Linked DNA regions of Homo sapiens: region 2 is linked to region 1. The links are chromatin loops, found by intact Hi-C in ENCODE. Cell type or tissue: endothelial cell of umbilical vein. All regions are shown on one strand. Links, peaks and the distances in the headings refer to the core of each region. The heading gives the core; the rest is flanking DNA. Region 1 overlaps FRMD4A (FERM domain containing 4A). Region 2 overlaps FRMD4A (FERM domain containing 4A).

The links. A loop is a pair of places that touch in the nucleus more often than their neighbours do. Peaks named below come from ENCODE experiments on the same cell type or tissue, not always from the same donor. Only the 100,000 strongest peaks of a DNase experiment are listed, where the experiment ranks them.
Region 2: it touches region 1 in a loop (2.6-fold over the local background); 2 of 110 quality-filtered maps call a loop at or near these places.

Annotation. Positions count from the first base shown.
Region 1 is chr10:13,656,115-13,665,831 of GRCh38, forward strand. It overlaps FRMD4A (FERM domain containing 4A), which reads right to left. Exons shown (of 25, transcript NM_018027.5): 19 at 7,339-7,395; 20 at 4,202-4,439; 21 at 3,209-3,376; 22 at 522-1,408. Among named protein-coding and RNA genes, the nearest start is that of PRPF18, 74 kb to the left of the region's middle. RefSeq lists enhancers at 4,154-4,203, 4,534-4,593. In endothelial cell of umbilical vein, for the core only: a CTCF peak has its summit at 4,030 (motif pointing right); a DNase peak (open chromatin) is centred at 4,037; H3K27ac peaks cover 492 bases.
Region 2 is chr10:13,753,280-13,762,996 of GRCh38, forward strand. It overlaps FRMD4A (FERM domain containing 4A), which reads right to left. Exons shown (of 25, transcript NM_018027.5): 7 at 9,345-9,401; 8 at 8,368-8,390. Among named protein-coding and RNA genes, the nearest start is that of PRPF18, 170 kb to the left of the region's middle. RefSeq lists enhancers at 4,274-4,463, 4,698-5,897, 5,046-5,743, 5,195-5,334. In endothelial cell of umbilical vein, for the core only: no CTCF peak of the experiment used is centred there; DNase peaks (open chromatin) are centred at 4,122 and 5,242; H3K27ac peaks cover 1,952 bases.

The sequences.
Region 1 (9,717 bases), core at 1,825-6,824:
CAGCCAGGAATTCTGTCAAACGCACAGCTCTGGCACTGTTTATTAGCCAGTCTGCCCCCATCTGGGGAGACACTGGCCAAATCTCTAGGCTTGACCCAAGCCCATCCCCAACCCAGCTTCCTTTGCAAGCTACAGCTGTGGGCTTTCACTGGGATACTCTCCTCACTAGGGTAAAAGACACCTTTGGTTGGATAAACCCAGAGACATTACTTTTACTTTACCTAACTAACTTTCTTAGATTTCTGTCTTTACAAGGAGAAATGGGAGAGCTGGCCCAGTGCACTCTGGAGGGTCAGGTGCACGGTTATGGTGCAAGATTAGGGTTAGAACGGGGCGGGGTCAACAAAGGCCTGGAAGACCTCAAGTCTCCCGCATCTAACAGCAGCGTTCCCAGAATTAATTAATGATTCCCGTTCCTCACTGCACCCAGTCCTAAGGGTACCTTCCCCGCGGTAGCCCTTGACACCGGCAAGCAGTTCGCCCTCAGGTCTTCCCGCGTGCACCTGGCCGCCCCCTCTCACCTGACGTGGCCTTGCACATCTGGGGCATCCTGGTGACCCTGCTGTGCGCCACGAAGGTGCTCTGGGAGGAGGTGCTGTACTGCGAGCCGCTGTCCGAGGAGGTGGAGCTGGTGTGCGACAGGCGGCTGTGCTCCTTGTGCGAGGCGGTGGAACGCTGGTACCACTGGCGCAGCTCGTCTGAGACGGCGGCACGGCCCGCGCCCTTGTCGTGGGCGCCCTCGCGGCCCAGCGACGGAGTCCGCAGGATCTGCGATCGCGACGGCGTCAGGCGGCCCGTGTCGCCCTCGTCGCCGCCGCCGCCGCGCCAGCTCTCCTTGAACAGGCCGCCCGCCGTGTAGGAGTTGGACGTCTTGAACTGAGCCTTGACGCTGTAGTGGCCCTCCTGGTCGCTCTCCAGGCTGCGCACCACCACGGGCGTGGCGCCGCCCTCGATGTACAGCGGGTACTCCTTGATGCGGTACTGCGAGCTGGGCTGGCTCTGGCTGTGCAGGTACACACCGCCCCCCGCGCCCCCCGCGCCCCCCGCACCCCCGCGCGCCGCCAGGTTGGGCATGCTGCCCGAGCTGGCTGAGCCCAGTGCGCCCGCCGCCCGCTGCCGCTGCCTCTGCCTCTGGCGCGCCTTGGACGGCGAGTCCTCGGCCAGCGTGGAGTAGTTGGCGTTCATCTGCGCCGGGTAGTAGTGCTCCGAGCTCGAGTGGCTGGTGCACGACGAGCAGTCGTCCATGGGGTCTGAGCCGTTGCTGCTACGAGTCCGCGGGGTGTAGAAGTCGGGGCTCCCGGTGTCGTTTTCCGAGCCCAGGAGCTTGCCCTGGGACTCCAGGCTGGAGCTCCGGTGCCTAAAGTGCAGTGCGAGGCTGTGCAGTCGGGTGGGGCTGATGTCCACCGACCTGCCGGGAGACGACCCGGGTTGGTCTGGGGGTGGGGAGTGGGCCCAAGGAGGGGTGCTCCGGGGAGGAGGGGGTCCTGAGGAGGGCACTGGGTGTCTGCACGCGGGCGCAGGCCCCAGCCCAGCAAGCCAGAGTCTCACTCAGCAGGGCTGCCCCAGGGATCCGGGAACTGCCCATTGCGGGAGGTGAACCTGGGGTCTCCACCATGATTCCCAGTGGGAAGTGGGACTGAAGCTAGGACTCACAGAAAGGTTTCGATTTCTGGGTTTTTTTTTTTTTTTAAATAATTCTATAGACACAAAGAGAATCACAGAATCCTTAGTATCATGTTAAACCAGATAGGGCTGGGCACTGTGGTCCACGCCTGTAATCCCAGTGCTTCAGGAGGCTGAAGAATTGCTTGAGCCTGGGAATTTGAGACCATCCTGTGCAACACTGTAAGACCTCATCTCTTACAAATAAATTAGAAAATTAGCTGGGTGTAGTGTTGTACACCAGGGGTCCCAGCTAGTCAGGAGGTTGAAGAGGGAGGATCACTTGAGGATGCAGTAAGCTATGATCAAACCACTGCACTCCAGCCTGGGCAACAGGGCAAGACCCTGTCTCTCTTAAAAAAAAAAAAAAAAAAAAAAAAAGAAAACACAAACCAGATGAAATGTCCCTATTTACAGATCAGATAAAAGCAGTCCTACAGAGGCCCTTCATATTGTTTAACCAAATACTATTACATGATCCATATAAATAGACTCCCCTTTCCTGTGAAAACTGGGAAATAGAAGGTTGGTGGCAAATGAGATAATTAAACAATGAATGATGCAAATACTCACCATACCATTACTTTATAATTCATTCTGCTCGTTTGAGTCCACTCAGGGCTTAGGGAAGTGCAAAACAGTATCACATGGCAGATGATGTTGCCCGATGCTGGGACTGCATGTGAACTTCACAGCGGCCCCACGGGCCAAGCACAGGAAGAGGCGAGTCCCACTTCCGACTGCCACTCAGAAGGGGGATGAAAGCCCCCATCACGTGGCCCTCCGTGATCTGGTTTGCTTCTTTTTAGAAAAAGAAGGTGTGGCTAGGAGCGGTGGCTCACGTCTCTAATCCCAGCACTTTGGGAGGCCAAGGTGGGTGGATCACCTGAGGTCAGGAGTTCCAGACCAGCCTGGCCAACATGGTGAAACCCCGTCTCTACTAAAAAATACAAAAATTAGCCAGGCGTGGTGGTAGGTGCCTGTAATCCCACCTACTTGGGAGGCTGAGGCAGGAGAATCGCTTGAACACGGGAGGCAGAGGTTGCAGCGAGCCAAGATCGCGCCACTGTACTCCAGCCTGGGTGACAGAGCAAGACTCCATCTCAAAAAAAAAAAAAAAAAAAGAAACAGAAGGTGTGATTCACTGAAGCCTCATTTTTGCCTGGCTCTTTTGCTCTTTATGAATTTACATTTTGAGGCACTAAAGGAAGTCCAGTATAAATTTAGGCCTCAGTAGAAAGATAGAAGACCTCTTCCCATGCTAACCCAGCCAGCCTCTGTGGCCTCTGCTTTGCTTAGGAAACTTTCCATGCTCCCTGTCTCCAGAAGCCCGGGGATTCTTTGGCTGACTCCAAGTGCCCTGTGCATGGGTCTCTTGGCTAACGGGGGTTGACTGCTGCCAGCTTGGTTTTTTATTCCGCTTCATTTATCCTCCCAGGTTCAGGTCTGACTGTAGCTCATCCATTATTTGGGCCAGCTTGGGGCTGACAATGCCCAATTTTAAAAAGGAAGGCTTGGTCTGAGCAGGAAGGCCAGGCAGACTCACCTCGTGGAATGGACGTAGTGGGGACTCCGGACCCGCAGGTCTGGCGTGGACGGCATGCTGGACTGGGAGTTCCAGTGCGGGAGGCCGCGGATGGGGCTGTTCTGCAAGGAGTTGCTTCCTCCGCCGGCTTCCGCACAGCTTCCTGTGCTGGGGAAGCGCTTGTGGCTGCTGCAAAGCCAAGGATGCCACGTGGTCACCGCCAGACAGACAGCACCTTTCCTGGGGGGCTGGCTAGTTCAGGACAATGATCCCAGCATGTGGGGAAAGCTCGCCCGTGACTCCCACCTCGCTTGGTCAGACCTCTACTGTGGTTCTCAGCCTTTCCCCAGCAGGGGGTATGCCCTCCCCCCTCCCAACCTAGGCAATATGAGAGGAAAACCCTGGTCAGCCTTCTCTGTGTCAGGCAGTGTGACGGTCCTGCCCTTACAGTTTTTGTTTTCCAAGAAACAAATATTTACCTGTCCTGGCACCCCCCTTGGAGCTTGGTAGGGTGATTAAAGGAAATGGGAAAAACAGAGAAGCAGACCGAAAATGCCTTCCCCCCCAAAAAAAACCTCCCTACAAAGTCAGCCCGGTAATGAGCTGATAATACACAGCTTGGATTACAGCTGCTTGGCTGGAGAATTCTGCTGGATGAGGGGGTAGAGTTCTGAACCACTCTGCATTTGCTCCGAGTGGACTTTCACTTGCTATTTCAGAATAGCGCTGCCTGAGATTTCCTAATTAATTCCTCTGGAATTTAACAGCATTCAAACCATCTGCCATCACGTTGATTGTGGGCCAAAGCCCCAATTTCTCTGAGTCACAAAAATGTACCTCAACAGTGTCGGCAGCAGAGGGCGCTGTGAGCACGGCCCCGTGAAAGGCAAACCCCACGGGGAGGAACTAGGTTGATGTGGATTTTGTCACCGTGGATGCTACTTGGGACGGCCCTTTGATTCTTCCAGAGCATAGAGGGAGGCCTCATTTGGCCTCATTCACGATGCAGCTCACCTGGAATGGCTGTGAGAGGAGCGCTTCTTGACCTTCTCATAGGGTTCATCTAAAGAGGACTCACTCCACATTTTGGGCTTGATGGGTGACTTGTCATAGTCGTTGCGGTGATAGTGCATCTGTCGGAGTCCCTCCAGGGACTGGGGAGGAGGAGGCCTGTTGTGCGACGGTGGCCGAGGAGGGAGTCCCTTGTGAGGAGAATGTAGGGGGGATATTGTGCTGGTAACCTGAGAGTCTTCTGCACAAAGACAGGAAGAGAGGAACTGAGCCCCGGTCATCCTTCCCACAGGCTGAGACAGAACCCCTACACCCCTCCACCCGCACCTTGGAGCCACACAGCCAAACCCACACCTTCACCCCTGTGATGAGAAACCCTGAAACTCTTCCCCAGTTGCCAAGACAAGTCAAGACGAGTCAAACCAAACCAGGGCAAGCCAAACCTCCACTGCAGGCGGGATTGCATGGGAAGAGATGCGTCACTTTTGATTAGACACGAATGGAGTGAAGTCTGAACGTCATTAAATACCACCAACAAATGACTGCTTCACACTAAACAGCAAAATGTAGTTACTGCTGTAGTGCTAAGTTGTCTTTCAACAGATGCTAAGCATCTGATTCACTGTGGGAGGGTCTGAGTTCTGGGAGAGTTTTGTCTGTTTCATCTGCTGCTAGATCCTCAGCCGACACATAGTAGGTGCTTGATAACCATTGGTTGGAGAAGAAAAAATGAATGAGGGTCTATATGTCCATTGTAAATACCTGCTGGGTGGATCGGGTGTCTACTCTGCTTTTTTCCCCCAGAGCTGTGTTTATTCTCTTTTAATCTCTTCCTCTATATTTTAATTTTGAAACTGCCTTAACTTTTTTAAGGAGATGAGCTACAAAGATTATGTATTAATAAATGATTCCCTGCCTCCAGGAAAGAAATGATCTAACACGTCAGTGCGCTAGAGGACTTTCAGAAAAAGCAAATTCAGTGAGTCTAGGAGGTGCTGTGGGAGAGGCTGGTCTTGAAGGGGCTTGAGCAGTGGGCAGGCAAAGAGGAGGAGGAAGGAAGGGCTTGAACCAAAGTGTGGAGGCCCTGAGGGCAGGGTACCAGCTGCAGGCACATCTGGCCAGGCAGGGGCTGGTGAGGAGGGGCAGGGGGAGTAAGGGCAGAGCTCTGGCCAGCACAGCCGCCTTCTGTGTGCACCATGTGAGCCAAGAGCCCGACTGATGGGGGCCTGGAATTCCGAGTTGAGATTTTGAAAAGCCACAGGAAAACTTTGCGATGTCTTAAGCACGGATGCGTCGGAGTGAAAAATCCTGTTTTAGAACTATTCACCTGGCAGTGTTCTAAAACTAGAAAGGAAGGGAGAGAGACTAGAGAGGGGGATGAATGAGGACTTCAGGCTAGGGCAGGTCAGCATTGAGAAGAGAGAGGAGGGAACGATTCAGGCTTCACAGGGAAGGCAGACATGGGAGGTGGAGGGGAAAAAAGCACAGAAGCAAACCTTACAACCAACCAACTACCATTCACTTGCCCCTAAATCCATTTCCAGCGACTTGTTTCACAGCCTAATTCTCAGTCCCCCAGCCGTGGACACCCACTATGCACCCACTCCTCCTTTGCCCTCAAATCAGTAAAGGAAGAGTCCCCAGAAAGAGACCCTGCAGTGGGACTGTGGCAAAAGGATGTGCCGACACCTGTGAGGAAGTCCAGGGGTCTGCATCTGGAACACGGGGAAGAAGCTGGAATCACGGAATGATATCTCAAAATTACCCCGTGACATTACCTATTGCTCCAGGCACCCCTCTACTACCAAGGAATCTCTCAATTTTTCTTCCCTTTCCAGGGGAGACTGGGATACTCAGAGGCCAACCGCAGGGCTGGGATCTCTGATGCTCAAGCCCCCCATTTCCTTGTAGCCCAATGGCGTCCCCGGCTTGTAATGAAGCAGACAAATATATTCCAATCTGATTTCTAATAGCACAGCCAAGGTGACTGGGTAAATAATCCGCCAGACTTTCCTCACATCAAGAGCAATCATTATTATTATTGCAATTATCATTATTACTATGACTAGTGTGGACCTTTCATGCTTTCCATCTGAACAGCCACTTATCACTGCCTGCCTGAGGTTTCCATACAGGGCAAAAAAATTAACTGCCACTTAATATATTTCCATATAATTAATGTACCCGCCTCCCAGTACGATGGTTAAACATCCACAGGAGTATTCTCACATGGTTCTGGGTTTGGAATTCTTTCTTCCCCGACGTATGGTGGTGATGGGGGTTGGGGGAGGGATCAGTTCTGTTTTTTTAAGAATTTCCCAAGAAAATATCCTAACTGCCAGGTTTTAAGAGTTCAGTGGGAAATAATAAGACAGTTTTCCAGCCTGAGTGTGTATCTACTGGGATATCTCCCCTCTTACTTTCACTACTGTCTTGGGAAGCAACAGAGGGTGTGTTCCATTTCTTCTCACGATCCTTACACTCTCCTAGTGGGTTTCAATCTTTGATTTGTGATCTAAATCAATTTCTACCCTTTTCTTTTAGATACCATGAATACTCAAAAGGAAGCTATGCCTAGTGTGTAGATTCTCTGTCTAGCTAAACGTGGTTTTGGGCCAGGTATGGTGGCTCCTGCCTGTAATCCTCCCAGCACTTTGGGAGGCCGAGGTGGGTGGGTCGCTTGAACCCAGGAGCAACATGGCAAACCCAGTCTCTACAAAAAAATACAAAAATTGCCAGGTGTGGTGGCATGCTGTAGTCCCAGCTACTAGGGAGGCTGAGGTGGAAGAATCACTTGAGCCTAGGAGGCAGAGGTTGTAGTGAGCCGAGATCATACCACTGCACTCCAGCCTGGGCAATAGTGTGAGACCCTGTCTCAAAAAAAAAAAAAAAAGTTTTTGGCTTCTAAAAAAGTAAAGCACCACTCACTGATGAAAAGCTCTAATACACATGGGTTTATGCAGCACCTACCCACTCCCAACCAAAGAGGTGAATACTGGGAAATGAGAGAGCTTGCAGGGAGCCCAGCTGCCTTTTGGCCTGGCTCTTGCCTTTACACAAGGCAATCCCCAGACTACATAGAAATTCATCTCTGTTTACTCTGAGCTGTAGGTTTGTAAGCAGGAAATGCATAAACCTACCATCCTCAAGAACAAGGGCATCTGAGAGGGAGCTGTCTTCACTGGCAATGTTTCCATCTGAGAAGACAAAAAGCAATAGCCTATGAGTTCAGCACATTCCTTCAGCAAAGCCCTATCTGTAAAAATAGCATGTCTACTACCACCTCATACCTTTCTCTTCCTAACCAGAAACAACCCACCAGATACAATAAAAATGCTGTTGGGTGTTTCTTTTGTCAGTCCCCGTGGTGGGTCATTGGCTCAGCCTCCCCACCCCGACACTGCCATGTGCCCATGTGCCCTAGCCTTTGTGTGTTTGTGCCCCGGTTTCATAGAATACTGCAATGCAGAGTGGCTTCATACCGAATATAAAGGCTGCCCCAGCCTGATTAAACCACATCATTGTCCCTGCACAAACCCAGGGCGTGTACCAGCAAAACCAAAGGACGCAAACTGCTTTTGATTCTACAAATGCGAAACCAGGGTAGGCACTTTGCTTTGCTTCTGTGGCAATAAATGGCTTCTCAATAAACTTTGTAAGTCATTAGTAGAGAAAACAAGCGTGCTAAATACAGGCTCCATCTCTCCAAAGCTTATTTTTATAGATGCCATTCAATTAACCGGGAGAACACACCCAAAAGGGAGATGGTAAAATAATCCTCCCTGTTTCACTGCTGGGGAAACTGAGGGGTAGGAAGGGAAGAGTGGTTTGTCCGAGGTGGTTTTGCTCTCCAGCAATGTGAGCAAAGGTCCCAAGTCTTCAGATTCCAAGTTTGGTGTTTTATCTCTAAAATAATACGCTAAGGAACTAGCAAGAACCTTAATTACTCCTCTAGTTCAAGTGGGTCCTTGGATGTTTCTATAGGAAACATGTTTCTGTTGGGAACCCCTAAGTGCCTTGGAGGGGGCAGAGGGTCTCAAATGGAGTGTCAGAAAGAGGTTGGCTGAGGGAGCTTTACTAGGAGGTAGGGGAAAAGTTGTGTGGTCTTGGCCAAGGACAACAGGATGAGATAGGGAAAGATGGTCATTCCAAATTTCCTAGAGCAAAAGAATTTTAAAAAATTCTCTTTTTAACTAGAAATTCACTTTATTTATGTTGCATGATGGACTATGAGCAACCAGGAGCTCTGACTTCGGCATCTTGGAATCTTCAGCACATCACTGCTACGCTAGGATGCTCACGAGTTTAGGCTGCAAATCTGCATCTATCTATATTTATCTATCTATGTAATTGTGGTGAAATATATATAACATCACATTTACCATGTTAACATTTTTTTTTTTTTCAGAGATGAGTCTTGCTATATTGCCCAGACTGGCACGCATGGTTACTCACAGGTATAATCATAGTGGACTACAGTCTCAAACCTCTGGCTCAAGTAATCCTTCTGCCTCAGCCTCCTGAGTAGCTGGGACTATAGGTGCATGCCAACATGCCCAGCTTAACTATTTTTTTGTTTGTTTGTTTGAGATAGAGTTTCGCTCTTGTTGCCCAGGCTGGAGTGCAATGTCGCAATCTCAGCTCACTGCAACCTCTGCCTCCCAGGTTCAAGCGATTCTCCTGCCTCAGCCTCCTGAATAGCTAGGATTACAGGCATGCGCCACCACGCCTGGCTAATTTTTGTATTTTTAGTAGAAACACTTTGGTCAAGCTGGTCTTGAACTCCCGACCTCAGGTGATCCGCCCGCCTCAGCCTCCCAAAGTGCTGGGATTACAGGTGTGAGCCACCTCACCCAGCCCCAGCTTAACTATTTTTAAGTGTACAGTTCATTGGCATCAAGCACATTCCCATTGTTGCGTAACCGTCACCACCATCCATCTTCTGTTTGAATAATATTTTCATGTTTCCAGACTGAAACTCGGTATCTATCAAGCAGTAACTCCTCATTCCCCTGTCCCCTAAGCCCCCTATAGTAACCACTATTCTACTTTCTGTCTTTCTAGAGCAAAGGTATTTTAAACACACATACCTTTATGTGTGTTTAGGAGGAAAGAATGCTTGATATATATTTTCAAGAATTCACTGACTTAGACAAGAAGGATTCTAACAGTTTAGGGGACTTGATGCTTTGTGGGTGGATTTTGGGGGATTTCCTTCTAGAATTTACCAAAGGTCATCACCCAAATTCCTAACCCATGACTGGAGCTCAGGGTTCCAGATAATCAGATGGTCCAGTCTCCCCAAGCTTCAGCTCTTGGGATAGGAGGCCCCTGGCAGCATAGGGGTCAGTGGGTTGGCGGGGGCCGCTCGAAGACAGGGATCACTGCTGCTGTGTACCCCAGCCCCACCTGTCCTTCCAGACTTGAGTAGGGGTGGTCAGGTCCCTGAGAGTGTCAGAGCCTGGTCTAGCCCAGTCAACTCAGCTCAGTTCACAGTAAGGGCTGAGAAGAATGCTAGC
Region 2 (9,717 bases), core at 2,015-7,014, 97 kb after region 1:
CATGCTTTTTTCCCCAGGTGTGTAGGAAAGAAATGTTGCAGGGGTCTTCCACCATTGGGTTGGGTCCCATCTGTCTGAGAAACTTTTCCTGCCATAGTGTGTGACCATTCACAGACAAAGGGAATCACTTGGAGGCCCCAGGAGGTTTTTCCAGCATGGGATTCTGAATTCTGGGCATGAATCATAGATAAATCACATGAATTTACCAACTGTTTGTTGGGGGCAACATTGCAAACACATTGATGAAATATGTACCTTTCTATTTTTTTTTTTTTTTTTTTTTGAGACAGGGTCTCGCTTTGTTGCCCAGGCTAGAGCGCAGTTTTGAGATCATGGCTCACTGCAGCCTCCACCTCCCAGGCTCAAGTGAACCACCTGCCTTAGCCTCCAAGCAGCTGGGACTACAGGTGCTTATCACTGCACCTGGTTAATTTTTTAAATATTTTGTAGAGATGAGGTCTCACTATGTTGCCTAGGCTCATCTTGAACTCCTGGGCTCAAGCAATCCTCCTGCCTTGGCCTCCCAAAGTGCTGGGATTATAGGCGTGAGCCACAGTGTCTGGCAGTGCCTTTATTTCTGTTGCTAATTGTTAAGTTATATAAGTAAGGATTTCTTCCTTGATTACCGAGTCTCGTTTTCTGGGGTGAAATGAAGTTTTATGAATTTCTAATTTATGTTAGGTATAAACATGTAAAATTTAAGACAAATTTAAAAATTGTTTCATAAGTCTACAATTTCAGGCAAATAATTTTCTCAAAAAGCCCAAGAAGAAACGATTAACTTTCTATATTTCTCAGTATCACCCTTTAGTTTCAGAATTTCCACTCTGAAAAACTGACACAGTACCATAGCCATGAAACGTTTTGCTGTTCACAGGTATAACTGAAAATATGATATTTTAATATGTTAAATAAATGCCTAACAAAAGAAGTAAGCTGTCATAATACAAAATTTCCTCCTTACTTGGCTTCTAAGCAATTCGCATAGAATTTGAAGAATATCATCCTGCAAAAAAAAAACTACCCTATCCCTATCCAAATACTTTTTTATGCTTTGAAAATGTGAATTACACACTTGAAAGCTCCATCAAATAGACTTTAGTGCACAAAACAAAGCTTTCTGTAACAATTTATAACTTTTCCACTTGAACATTTTGCTTCAAATTTTCACAGATTCTGTTCCTTTCAAAAGCTCTTGCTGGTGTGAAAGATTCCATCTGCTCTTCAATTACTCATGGCCCTTAAAGTCATTTTTAAATCATGGGAAAACGCCACACACAATTCTTTCGTGTGTGTGTGTGTGTGTGTGTGTGTGTGTGTGTAAAACAGTATATAAATAGTATATGAGAATTATATTAATTTCAATTCTTCCCACAAAAACTCTTCTTTGGGCTGTTAGGTGTGTTTCAAGTTTAACAGATCAACTTTTTTTTTTCTAGGATGTTTCCAACAGGGAAATTTGAAAGTTTAGGTAGATATTAAAGTTACTGTTAAGTTACATAAGTTATGTTCCCAATGTTAACTATTTCAGACATAACTGAGTATTTTTTCAGGAATTATCTAAAAGCCTCAGCAAGTCTATTTCTCGTACCATATGATCATGCCAGCTGTTTATTTTCAAGTGGTCAATTTAAAAATCGTAGGGAAATATGCCCCAAATGATCTAATAACGATTTGAAACCGAGCTAGCTAGAGCTAGAGCTAAAGCTGTGGTAGTAAAACCACTTCTGTAAGTGCAGGGAAATGATATTGGTATACTAGGAATTGTGATTTACAGACTGCTGCTTTAGATTAATCAAGTCTCCATGTTGTAGCTGGCAAGAAAATGACTTTGTCATCTTTTTAAAGATCGCAATCGATATAAACGTTTATATTACTCAAAAAAAGTCTTTTAGAAGAAAATTAGTTCTTCGTGTTCTTTTCCTGTTGATCATCTAAAGCTCTTCCTCTAGCCTGTGACTTCCCAAAAGGCACCCTCTGGCCTGGCAAAAAAGACTTACAAACCTGGAATTTTCGGATACCAGTAAGTTGAGTTCAGTTTATATTAATTCACACATGGCTCTTTATAAAGGCAGAACAGATTTCAAAGAAAGAAAGAGAAAACCAAGAAGGCACTCTTTTTGGGCCATAAAAATTTCTTTCCACACTAGTGAGCACACCATCCCATGGTTTATAGAAGATAAAATACTAAAAGGTCTTTACATTTTTGCCTCTAACCGCTCCCCTGGGCACCTAATAACATGTGGTTTGTGGAAGTTAATGGGAATTTTTCAGCACAAATAAATACTCCAACTCCTCTTCTAAAATGGAGGTGAAAATCAATTTTCCTTGTTAATGAGGGACTGCTACTATTTGTTTCCATTGATTGGGTGATGCATTGTTCTGTTTCTAAAAGCAAGCTGTTTTTCATTTTTTGTTTTAAAGAAACAGAATTAGTAACTTGCAGACTGACACCACAGGTATACACTAAGATTTCTTAGCCGACACTCACTAAGCTCTGATAAGCTGATATTCTCTCACTTGGACTGGCATTTCATCTTGTAGAGATGTCATGTAAACTGGCCCCCAAGTATTCAATCAAAACCTGAGTTCTTTTCCTTTGGTGGCTATGTTTATTTGGAATGGTGAGCCTGTAGACACAGGGTCCCTTCCATCGCCTCTTAAGCATGTGATGGGTTCTGCTGAACAGAGCCAGGTAGGCAAAACGTGGACCAAGAATCTTTACACGGAATTTCCTTACTATCTGTCTTTTCCAGGTGCTGTTTGCTTTCTGGTCTTAATAAATCTCATGCTGGGAGAATCCTGTTTTAGTGATTAGCATCAGTATATCCAGTCCTCGGAAACAAAAATATTTCCAGGTCCCAGAAGAGGGTCCAGAGTAACACAGCTTTACTGATCTGGTTTCAATAAATCTTGTTAACAAAAAATTCTATAGAACAGATGTTTTTTACTTGTCTCTGTTAATGTATGGACGATTCTTTATTTCAAAGGTAGTGTGATTTTGGCATTTGTGATTTGCATTGTTTAGCGCAAAGCATTTTAAAAGTACTTCAATATTGCAAAATGCTAAACGTTATTTTTTATTTTATTTTTTGAGACAGGGTCTCGCTCTATTACTCAGGCTGGAGTGCAGTGGTGCAATCTCGGCTCACTGCAGCGGCAGCCTCTGCCTCCTGGGATCAAGCAATCCTCCCACCTCAGCCTCCCAAGTAGCTGGGACTACAGGCACACGCCACCATGCCCGACTAATTGTTTTTGTATTTTTAGTGGAGACGGGGTTTTGTCACGTTGCCCTGGCTGGTCTCGAACTCCTGGCCTCAAGCAATCCATCCGCCTCGGCCTCCCAAAGTGCTGGGATTAAAGACGTGAGCCACCATGCTTTGCTTAAAGTTATTATTTTAAGAAAATTTGCGGCACATTTTTAGAAAGATCAGAAGGGCTGGCAGAGGTGAAGTGATTCTCAAAATCAGGGTAAGGAGATTGGCTGATAAGGTTTTCAGTTAAGGTCCCTTATAGACAAAAACCAAAAAATCAAGTTTTTGTATGTGATATCTCCCTCAGTACAGTGTTGCAATGAGACTTCTGTTAAATTAAATTAGAATATAACTAGAAAATTGGACGTCCTATCAGTCGATTAAATGAGGTATTCTCTGCACTGAACTTTTTAAGGAAGAGAACATTAGTTTTTCTATCATAACCCAAGAGTTTTTAAAAAAGCTTTGAAACAGAAAACATCAGTGCTCCATTCTCAAAACCCTGCACTGTTTACGATGAATAAAGTATGTAAGAATCATAGATAATGTCTGTTAGTTAGTTGGCCAATGGTCAACAGCGATTATCGAAAGACAATTTTTTGTTTTTAAACTGCATCGGTTCTTGTCTTCCAAATATTTGGCCCACAGCTGCCTTTGTTAACAGCTTGGAGGCTACTGAATTGTTTTTAAAGAGAAATGCCAACTCTACTGACTTCCTGATTGTCGACAGACATGAGGTTTTTTGTTTTACATGTATATACATCAGGAAATGAAATGAGATTACTACATGCTGTGCTAAGGAAAACAATAAAAGTGAAAAAATGTTATTTTTAGATAAGACTATTTCCTAAACCTTTAGAAGTATCGTACAAATTTGTCCTCCATTTGGTAGAATATGAACATGTGTGGTCTGTATCTCTTCTATGGCAGGCGATACTAATCATCTATCTAGATAACAGTCATTTTCTCTCAGCACGCTAAACCTGACATTTCAGTGTAAAGTCCAATAAGACAAGGAAGTGAGCTATTTTGTTAGTGGGAAAGAAAAGACAGTTATGTAAGAATAAGCCTTCAGGCATCTGCTGAGCAAAACAGAGAGCCCAAAAGAAGAAACGGAAGAGCAAGTGAGTTTCATGAGAAAGAGTAGCTACGGTTCACAGTTGTCTTTATATAGTTCTCTTTCCATTAAGGTGTATCAGCACTTTTGACTTCGTCTTTTTTTTATTTGAGAGGGAGTTTTGCTCTTGTCACCCAGGCTGGAGTGTAATGGCACGATCTCAGCTCACTGCAACCTCCGCCTACCAGGTTCAAGCAATTCTCCTGCCTCAGCCTCCCGAGTATCTGGGATTACAGGCGCACACCACCACACCTGGCTAATTTTTGTATTTTTAGTAGAGACAGGGTTTCACCATGTTGGCCAGGCTGGTCTTGAACTCTCGACCTTAGGTGATTCACCTGCCTTGGCCTCCCAAAGTGCTGGGATTACAGGCATGAGCCACCACACCCAGCCCTTGACTTCTCTTTTGTAAAAGCAATCCCCTTTTCTCTTGTACCTCAAGGAAACTGCTCCCATAATTTATGAATTAATACTCATTCCACATAAATGTAATTTGGATATAGTCCCTGAAATGTAAATATCTAGGATAATAGTATCCTGAAGAAAATAGCCTTTTGGGAAGTTTTAGATTCAGGACCTTTCAGGCTATGAAAGAGTTACTTTATCTTTTGTGTGTGGCCATTCATTTAAAAGGTTATTGGATCCTCTGGATTTTAGAAGATCTTTGAGTTCAGCCCTAGACCCTGTGTTATATCTAGAAAAGCCTTTTCTAGGGTTCTGTGTGTTCTAAGCTGGTATTTTATTAATGTGGTTCAGGAAAACATATCTACAGTATGGAAGTCAAAGCCATTCCTTTAAATAAAACTGAGGTTATATAGTCATGCATTTAATAATAGTGATAGATGCAGGAGGCATGCAGATGCAGATAAGGAAACCTGCACAGGGTCTTGCCCGGGCGTGCCTGCAAGGGACTGGGGCCCACATGTGCACTAGGAGAAGGGGGTGGAGCCACCAAGAATTCATGCCTTATGCAGGGGAGGAGACTGATATTCAATCTGTGAGGTGGGAGCCTGTTGGCAGGACCCTCTCTTTTTTTGCTGAGAGCCTTCTTTTCGCTTAATAATCCACTCTCCTCTCCCTTCAGTGTGTCCATGTGCCTATTTTTTCCTGGTCGTGAGACAAGAAGCTGGATTTTAGTTGAACTAAGGAGCAAAAAATCCTGCATCAATAGCAAAAACAACTTTCTATAATAAATCATAAATAAATTTATTTATATAAATTACATAAGTTATGAGAATGGGACATCTAAAATACCTAATGTTTAGCCACTGAACCGAATGTGGTCAATTTCGACGTGTTGGGTATCTTCCCAGAAGCAGATGGGAAGGAATTTGGAATTACTTCTATTACTCCACAATTTTAGGCCACTCAAGTGTACTAGTTTCTCTGGACCTCTGAAGATGGCTTTACTAGCATGGGCCTGCTACAGAAAAAGGGTGTTTATCAGAGACTCCCATGTAACAAATCACCCCCACCGTCCATGGTGTAGGTTTTAGGCTGTGAGATAAACTGACCTTTTGGATAAGGTGTCTGACCTCTCCCCTCTCCTGACAGTGATTTCTCTTCCCAGACAGCTGCGCTTACAAACAAACTGCTAGGTAGCAGTAGCACTTTGACAAATGGAGCACAACCCGGATCCTTTGTTTCTTTGAATTCAGCCAACAAGCTGGCATTCCAGAAGCTCATTAGGGGGCCATGAATTACTGTGGAGGCCAAGCCTGCACTTCCTTCTCCCTGGCAATCCATGTGGCCACACGTTCCCATGATCCGTGGGGCCAGATCATGCTATTCCCAGTTCACATTCCATCCCGTCAGGGTACTCTCAAAATAAATAATATTTACAGCAGAGTTCAGAGCTGGCGAAAGAAATGTGGAGGGAAAAATGTGAGTAAGTAGACTAGACACTGGAATCCATTGGATTTGTGGTTTTTAAATCATTTTTTCATGGGACTTCAGAAATCTTTGTAAGTAGATATGGACTGGCACTTATCAAAACCCCAAATTCCAAGGCCAAATTAATGTCATAAAAAAGTGACAAATAAAAATTGTAACAAGATTTAGTTTCTGTAACCTGAAAACATTATGTTTAGCAAATTCGGTAAATGGTTACTGGCCACCTACAAAGTTCAAGGTCTCCAGCCAAAGCTACTTACAGTCATTATCTATTTAAAAATTTGACTACCACTGCTTTATACCAAAAACTTGGAGAACTTAAATAAAAGGGGCCTGGAGGTCTCTTTATGCAAATATTCAAACAGAGCTGAAGAGATGGCATTTGAGATCAGAGTCAGCAACTACAACCCCCTAGACAAATCCAGTCCTCTGCTTGTTTATGTATTACCCATGAACTAAGGATGGCTTTTACACTTTTAACTGATTGGAAAAAGAAACCAAAAGAAGAAGAATATTTTGTGATACATGAACATTTATATGAAATTCATATTTCTGTATCCATAAATAAAGTTTTATTGGAACACAATCAGGCTCATCCATTTACTTATCCTATGGGGCTGCTTTTGCACTTAGGAAGAGTTGTGTAATTGAAACAGAGATCGTACTGCGTGCAAAACTCAAGATACTGACAATCTGGCCCTCAACAAAAAAAGCTCGCCGATCCTTGTTTTAGACTGTAAAATAATTTTTTGCTTTTGCTGAGATGTCTGACTGAGAACAGTCAACATAGTGAGAGCTCATCTCTACAAAAAATAAAATAAAATAATTAGCCCGGTGCAGTGACTCATGCCTGTAGTCCCAGCAACTTGGGAGGCTGAGGCAGGAGGATCACTTGAGCCCAGGAGCTGGAGGTTACAGTGAGACATGACTGCACCACTGCACTCCAGCCTGGGTAACAGAAGGAGACCTTGTCTCTGAAAAAAATTAAAAAATAATAATAATAAAAAAGCAAGCATGAGAAGTGTACATGGAGAGCAAGGAGAAAGCAGTTGAGACCTGAAAAACCAGTGACAAAGACAGCCAACTACAGGTGGCCACCAACAGAAGTAGTTTTTGCTGCATTTACAGATAAAATCCCTCAAAGCATGGGGAAACAGACAGGTTCTTAGATGGAGCAGAGGTACGATCTGTGTTTCTTTTTAATACCAATTTGCTAATTTCCTGTTAATGGGCCAGAACCTTACGCCTTGATGCTTTCCTTTCCTGTTCATGTGGTTCACTCTTTTTGCCTCTAAACCTTGATTCTCCAGAATGGGCTACCCTGGCCTTTTTTTTTTTTTTCAGAGGAGCTTGATCAAACAGAATCCCAGGAATAACGACTATCTTTGAGCAGATAGTCCTGCTAGTGGTTGGCTACACCCTCTGCTCTGTGCAGGGTCTGGTGATGATCACAAGAGATTTCAGGGCGATTTCAGGGCAATTTCAGCCATACTGATCAACATATGGTGATGAATGAAATAAATGACAAGTTTGCAGTTTTACAGGGTTATTAACAACATTCACAGATTCCCAGTAGTTGTCTGTTTATGTTTTCTCCAACACAATATCCTAAGACAGAAGGAAAGCAGAGGTGGGGTATTTTTATGTTGTAACATTTTCACGAATGAAATTTCCCTGTAAGAAAGTATTTTGTCCCTTGAGGGGCAGGGACTACATTGAGAGAAAAAAAGATGTCCACCTACTTGTCAGGACTGACAGGTTATCTGCAATCATATTTACACCACAGTGGTGATTCCAGCCTCTACGAGACATTTGAGCAGCCTGTCCAACCTCAGGACAATGGGCATGTGTGACGCTGGGCCTAATGTCAGCTTTCCAGTAATCTCCGGGCTTTGCATGTAGTGGAGAATATCTCCCTTGCTATTACTATATTTTCTCCACCTGATCTATCTGTTTCAGTGGACAAGTTGAGAGTTAGATCTCATCATTAACATATAACATGAATAAATTGTCCACCTAAAAAGGACATCCTGATTAGTTTCTTTTAATAGAGAAGCAAGGGCTTACATTTTAAACAACACAACAACAAAATTGTAAACTTACCTAGAAAAATCTCCCTTTGCCTCCTGTAGAAGAAAAAATTCAACATCAGCGAAATACACTAAGCCAATGTTAGAGACTCTAAAGTACATTCTATAATCATGAGAGTTTCTCTACTGAATGAGATGAGTTCAGCTTCCTGCAGTTATCATCCTATTTGCTGCAGGAATACAATTAAAACTGAATGCACACCTTTGCCATTTGAATATGAAATATGAAACTAAACTCTAGAAACTTATATACAAAGTAAGTGATTCATAATGACAAAATGCACATCTCCACCTCTAAGCCTGGGTCTGACATGTTCTAGATTAAAGATTCTAAATATGAACATGTATCTGGATAGAACTGTCGATTTCTAGGGTCAGTTTTTGTTTTGGTTTGTATTTTATGCTAGTTCCCAATTATACTGAAGACTCTGGAGGTAGGGACCAGAGAAACTTTAGTGAATCCAGTATAATGCCCTGAACATAGTAGTTGCTCAGTAAATACTTATTGAAGGAATAAAGAAATGATATCATTTTAACTCATCTTGCCACTATTAAGCTAATATTCTATAACATCTTTTTTTACGTTTTATTTTTGCATAACCTAAAGGGCTTTACCTTGTCTTTCTAGGGGGCAGAACATGATTTTTTGGCCACTAACTCTAGCTATTCACTTGGCTTTCTCCAGGGTGGAGGTACCAAACCCAAAGAAAATGGGGTCAGTAAATGATCTCAGTTTCTCCCAGGCTCAGGTTAAACACACAACTTCGCTTTACAGGGATTTTCTGTCTTAACATTTTGAAATACTACAAGCCCCTGTTTATTGCTATGGTTTCCGTCAGTGTCTCTAATAGCTCTATGCAGCTTGTGGCTAAAAAAAGGTAAGACGACAAATAGTGAGTAGATACAGCTACTGGCTATGCCTGGTAAGTCTTACTTCCTTTCTTCTGTGTATGGCCGTGGGACATAAAGAGGAGGAGAAAAACAACTTACCTGTAAAATATAGGAAGCTAATTCAAACACCACTTCGCTGTCAACGTCAATAAGCTCCTGAAAGGAAAAAGCAACAAACGAAGACAAGTTTGGTATTTAACCACCATTTTTTTCTTTTATTTTAAATGACAGCTCTTCTTCGGGAGGATTACTTGAGCCCTGGAGTTTGAGACCAGCCTGGGCAACATAATGAGATGCTGCCTCTACAGAAAATTTAAAAATTAGCTGGGCAGGGTGGTGCACGTCTGTAGACGCAGCTGTTTTGGAGGCTGAGGTGGGAGGTTGAGGTTGTAGCGAGCTGTGATAGTACCACCGCACTCCAGCCTGGGTAATGGGGTGAGTGAGACCCTGGCTCAAAACAAACAAACAAACA